2 separate regions of the Mus musculus genome follow, and region 2 is linked to region 1. A link is a loop called in an ENCODE intact Hi-C map of the cell type or tissue named here. Cell type or tissue: gastrocnemius. All regions are shown on one strand. Region 1 overlaps Grid1 (glutamate receptor, ionotropic, delta 1). Region 2 holds the start of Grid1 (glutamate receptor, ionotropic, delta 1).

The links. A loop is a pair of places that touch in the nucleus more often than their neighbours do. Peaks named below come from ENCODE experiments on the same cell type or tissue, not always from the same donor. Only the 100,000 strongest peaks of a DNase experiment are listed, where the experiment ranks them.
Region 2: it touches region 1 in a loop (5-fold over the local background); 15 of 42 quality-filtered maps call a loop at or near these places.

The regions. Positions count from the first base shown.
Region 1 is chr14:35,106,062-35,108,561 of GRCm38, reverse strand. All of the region lies in intron 4 of Grid1 (glutamate receptor, ionotropic, delta 1), which reads right to left. Among named protein-coding and RNA genes, the nearest start is that of Gm41133, 26 kb to the left of the region's middle. In gastrocnemius, no CTCF peak of the experiment used is centred here; no DNase peak of the experiment used is centred here.
Region 2 is chr14:34,818,132-34,820,631 of GRCm38, reverse strand. It overlaps Grid1 (glutamate receptor, ionotropic, delta 1), which reads right to left and starts at 496. Exons shown (of 16, transcript NM_008166.2): 1 at 326-496. The coding sequence starts at 404. In gastrocnemius, no CTCF peak of the experiment used is centred here; DNase peaks (open chromatin) are centred at 317, 929 and 1,248; H3K4me3 peaks cover 1,469 bases.

The DNA.
Region 1 (2,500 bases):
ATCCCTACTTCACAGATCTCTGGGAAATTAACAGAAAAGCAGGCAGAGTGCAGGAACATACGGCCAACAGAAAATGAAACACAACTAACTCCTTGATCATCTGCAACGGCGCTTCGTGTCACTCAGAAGACAGACTCAAATTGAATCTATGCTTCCCTGCTATTTTCATGCATTTGATTGGCAAAAGTCCTTAAGTTGGATAATAGATTCTGTTGACAAAGCTATGGAAAAACAGTCACATTTACACACAGTAGGTTGGAGTAAAGCTAGCACAGCCATTTTGGAAAGGAATTTTGCAGCATCTATCAAAGTTACCAATGCAAAAATCCCTCTACTCTGCAATTCCATTTTTAGAAATTCATCCTATGGATATACTTTGAAAACTGCAAGCTAACTGACCTAATTGCAAGGTTATTCTCTGCACCTCATTTTTTTAAAGCAAAATACTGGATGGAATCTAAATGTTGCCATGAGAGAGCCGGTTTAAAAGATTATGGCACAACTATGCAATCAAATAATCTGTAGCTGATGAAAAGGCTGGACAAATGCTTCACACACTAATCTAGAGAGATCTGTAAGCATGTTTCAGAGTGAAAAGGCAAAATGCAGAGTGAGTAGATATGCTGTTGGTTTCAATAACTTCACATACACCTACACCTACCTGGGAAGGGCCCCAGTTGAAGAATTGCCTCCACCAGATTGTAGTGTGCATGTCTGTGAGCCATTTTCTTGATTAATGATTGATGTGGGAGGGCCTAGCCTACTGTGGGTGGTGCCACCTCTGGGCAGGTGATCCTAGGTTACATAAAAAAGCAGGCTGAGGACGCCATGGAAAGCAAGCCATGGAGCAGCTTTGCTCAATGGCTCCCATTTCTGCTCTTGCTGGAGTTCCTGCCCTGACTTCCCTCCGTGACAGATTATATGATCAGACATGTAAGCCAAGCAAACTCTTTCCACCCCACGTTGATTTTGGTTATAGGATTTTATCACAGTAGTAGCTACCTAGGTCAGTGGGATGTGTAGCATGCCCTCATTAGCATTAAAAGGTCAAAGAACATACATTTACTTATTTTTTAAAAAAATCTAGGCATTCCAAAATGAATACTTTGGAAGATGCAAAACAGATTAGTGCTTGGAGACTGTCTATACATTTTAGCCTGCTAATTTTTAACATATTAACTCATGATTATAAATTAAATGAATATGCTAAAGACAAAAATAAATATCAATGTAACAAACCCTAGAGATTACAAAACCTAGAGAAAACTATAGAACTCCATGGAATGTAGAGGCTGTAGAGAACATGGAAGGAAGGACAGTTGTAGATGGGAGGGTAAGACTCTTTGGAGCTAAAACAAAGAACAGTGGCAGATGACAGAGACTGTGAAGGAATAAAGTCTATAAGTCGGTCCCATAATGTGTTTGAACTATTTATATAAATTATATAAAACTCCCATGTGCATATATACATCTATTCCATAATTCAAAGCATTTTAATAGGCAATGAATGCCCTTCGTACTAGAAATCTCTTGTAAGGAAATCATTACAAATATATCCAAAGACTGAGTGGCACAGATGAACCCCAACACAAATGTTCAAAACTAAATGAGTAATTAAATAAACCATGGCCTTCCATATAATGCAATGCCAAGCAGGCATCTAATTAATGCTGTAAAATATTTAATGATATCAAAAGATGTTTGCTCTCAGCTGTAGAGATACACACTAACATATTCACTGCAGCTATCTCTAGGAGGGATGTCGTCAACAACTTTTATTCTTTTTACATATTCACACTTTCTCATTTTTCTAGTGAATATGTATTGCCCATGTAATAATAAGTAGGGCTTATAACAAAGAAAAAATGGAAAAGCAAAGACTCAGGTTAGTTGACTGGAGTCTGGGAGAGCTGCCTGACTGGACAACTTGTCTAAATTCTCTACTTTAATAAGTTCCAAACCACGATGGGGAATCCAGGAGACCTTCCTCGAAGAATGCTGAGAGCAAGAGGCATGGGGAAGAGCTAAAGTCAGAAGCGCAGAAGTTCTGTTCCACGCCCTCCTACCCCTGTAAGTACACACACATGTGCATGGGAGCACACACACACATACATAAACGCAGGCAGGAAGGCAGTGGTAGACAAAGACAAAGATGTCCCAGTAACAGCCAAAGTACCTCTACTTTGCTGTTTTGTACAAGCGGACCTCCTGGCTAGGATCTAACTTTAATAAAGAGTGCATGGACCACAAAGAAATCCATGAGACAACTGCACCCTGTCTTTAGGCCTAGTCTAGACTCGAGGACCTCACGGGGTGCTCATTACCACTACAGCTGCTTTCTTAGACTACAGGAAATGAGCATGAAAGGTCATTACCTAGAGCAGATAGGAGAACGTCACTGGGTAACCAAAGGTATGACACAGCAGAACTGATAAGGAGACTGGAAGAATGGAGGTTTAGGTCTGGGGTACCTGGCAGGCAGGGACCCAAATGGGTACCC
Region 2 (2,500 bases), 290 kb after region 1:
ACGAGGGGTCCAGCCCGCGGACAGCCCCGCCAGGGGCACGCATCTCGACAAGGGTCTATCCCAGGTTCCCCGCAGCCGCGGCCCTAAGTGTCGGCAGAGGCCGCGGGGCCCCGCGCACTGACAGGAGCCCCGGGGAGTAGCGAGGTGCCCGCAGGAGCGCCGAGCGGCCAGAGCACAGCTCCTCCGCGGGGCGGCGCGGGCCTTCGGGGGAACACCGACTGCCGAGCCCCTCGGCCCGGGGAGCCGCTAAGTTTGGACTCCGCGCATCATCGGCTCTATTAGGTGGCCCCCGCCCAGCCTCGGTCCGTCTGCTCTCCCAGCTCACCGATGTGGATGATGGAGTCGGCCCGCACCGTAACGCACTGGCATATCCAGGGAAGAAGCCACAGCGTCAACGCTTCCATGTCCCCCCGGCGCGCGGCTCATCCGCCCGGGCCCGGGGCGAGGCCGAGGGCAGCGCGGAGCGGGGAGGCGCCGGTCCCGGTGCAGTCCCGGGCCGCTCCCCGGGAGAGCCGAGCCCGCCCGTGCGTCTTCCCCCGCGCTCCCGCCCCTGCGCCCTGCGCCCGCCCCAACCCAGCCCAGCCCAGCCCAGCGCTCTCGGGCTCCCGCGCCGGCTCTGGTTGCGGTTGCGGCGGCGCTCGCAGCCCGAGCCCAGGCCGGCGCGGCGGGGGCGGCCCGCGGCTGTGGCGGCGGCGCTTCCAGCGGCTCGAGCGGCTCTGGGGGCGGCAGAGGCAGAGGCGGCGGCGGCCCGGCCCGCGCGGCGGCTCCGGGCTGGCTATGTGTCTGAGCCCAGGCGAGGAGCGAACTGCGGAGGACGCCCCCTCCCCTCCCCCTCCCCCTCGGCGGCGCTCCCCCTCCCCTCCCGCCCGCCTCCCTCCCCTCCGCCCTCCTCTCCACCACGTGACTGCGGAGCCTTAGCCTAGCCGCGCGCCGCTCGCCCGCTCGGAGGGGGCGCCCGGTGCTCCGCGCTCCCGGCCGGGGGATGCTACGAGGACGGCACCACGGTGGGGACTTGGTCTGTCTGCGGCGAGCCTAGGCTTGGCCGTGTGGGCCCGGCCTCTGGGTTCGCTGGAGAAACGGAGTAGGCACAGCCATCGACTACCCTCGGGGAGGGGGAACTCGGAACTCGCTGGCGCTGGGGGACTTCAGCCGAGATTTTGCAGTCCTGTCCCTGACCAGAACGGATCAGGGGGTCTCGGAACCCGACCCCCGACTCATGCAGCCTGCAAAGAGACTACAGACCGGGGCACCGAGCCAGGAGGCATCGGGATGCTTAGCGGGCGGGCGGCGGGCTCGAACCCTGGCTGTCCGGGTAGATTTCGGCGGGCGTCCATCCCCCGCCCCCGGGGCGGTGCACTGAGCCCGGAGTCGGGCAGGAGGCTCAGACTCTGAAGCCCAATTCATGGCCGGAAACCGGCGCAGCCGTGACCGCGGCGCCTGGACGTGAGGAGCCTTCCAAGCGGCCGGCGCTCTCAGACAGCGACCTGTACGAAGCCTTCTAGAGCGAGCCCGGGAGGAAAGCTCGCTCCCAGCCGCGGAAGCAGAGCGGGGCTCCCGCCGCCTCCGGGTTCCCTGACTCTGGCTGACCACCCCCGTGAAGCTGCTGAGAGATGGGGGGGGGGGGGCGAGGTCGCAATCCGGTCTCAATTCTCTCACCCAGGTCCTAGTTGGACGAGGCTCCACTTAACACACCTAAGATTTCAGGGAAACAGTTGAGCCCTCCAGGATTCTGATTCCTTCGGAAACCGGGTCCAGCTGAGTCTGGCAGAACTGGGCGCCAGGATGAGCACTGGGTTCAAAGAACCAAGATAGGCTCAGCTTTGCCTAGAGCTCCCAGCACCGTAGGAAAGGTAGACGGCCATACAGGTCATTAAAAAATGTGGAGAGGACAGTTGAGGAGCTTTGGGCCTGGGCTCTGGCCCAGCCTAAGGGAGAAAGGCAGCTATGGATTCTGAAAGAAGAAGATAGTTTCCAAAGGCTACTTAGGGAGGAGAAGCTTGCAGGCATTTGGTGCTGCTAGTGAGCCAAAACAGGAAGAGAAGAAAGAACTGTGTGGGGAACGTGCATTTGTGTGTGTGTGAAGCTGCCAGCCACTGAGTTGTCACTGGCAAATTCAGCTTTTAAAGGGTTGGCGAGGAGTCTGTGCAGAGAGGCCAGAAGGGTCCTGGAAGCTGTTGTTAGGCAGTGTCTCAGCTGACCAGAGGGGTAATGGGGCTATGCGACATCAAAGAGCACTGTTCTATGATGAGGGGACATGGTGAGCGCGGAAGAGAGAAAAAGCCTCCCTCCCGTGGGTGGGAGGGAGGCTGGGCTGCAGGACTAAGTGCGGCCCTACACAACTTACCTTTTCAAGAAAGGTACCACCACAGGACCCTGCGGTAGGAGGGGGGAAGTGCCTATCCAGCTGATCCAAAATCCCCGCCTCTCCAGTTTTTCAGCCCTGCGAAGTTGCAGCATTCCCTAGCTGAAAAGTTGTAGGGAAGTGGGAACTAAAGTCTCA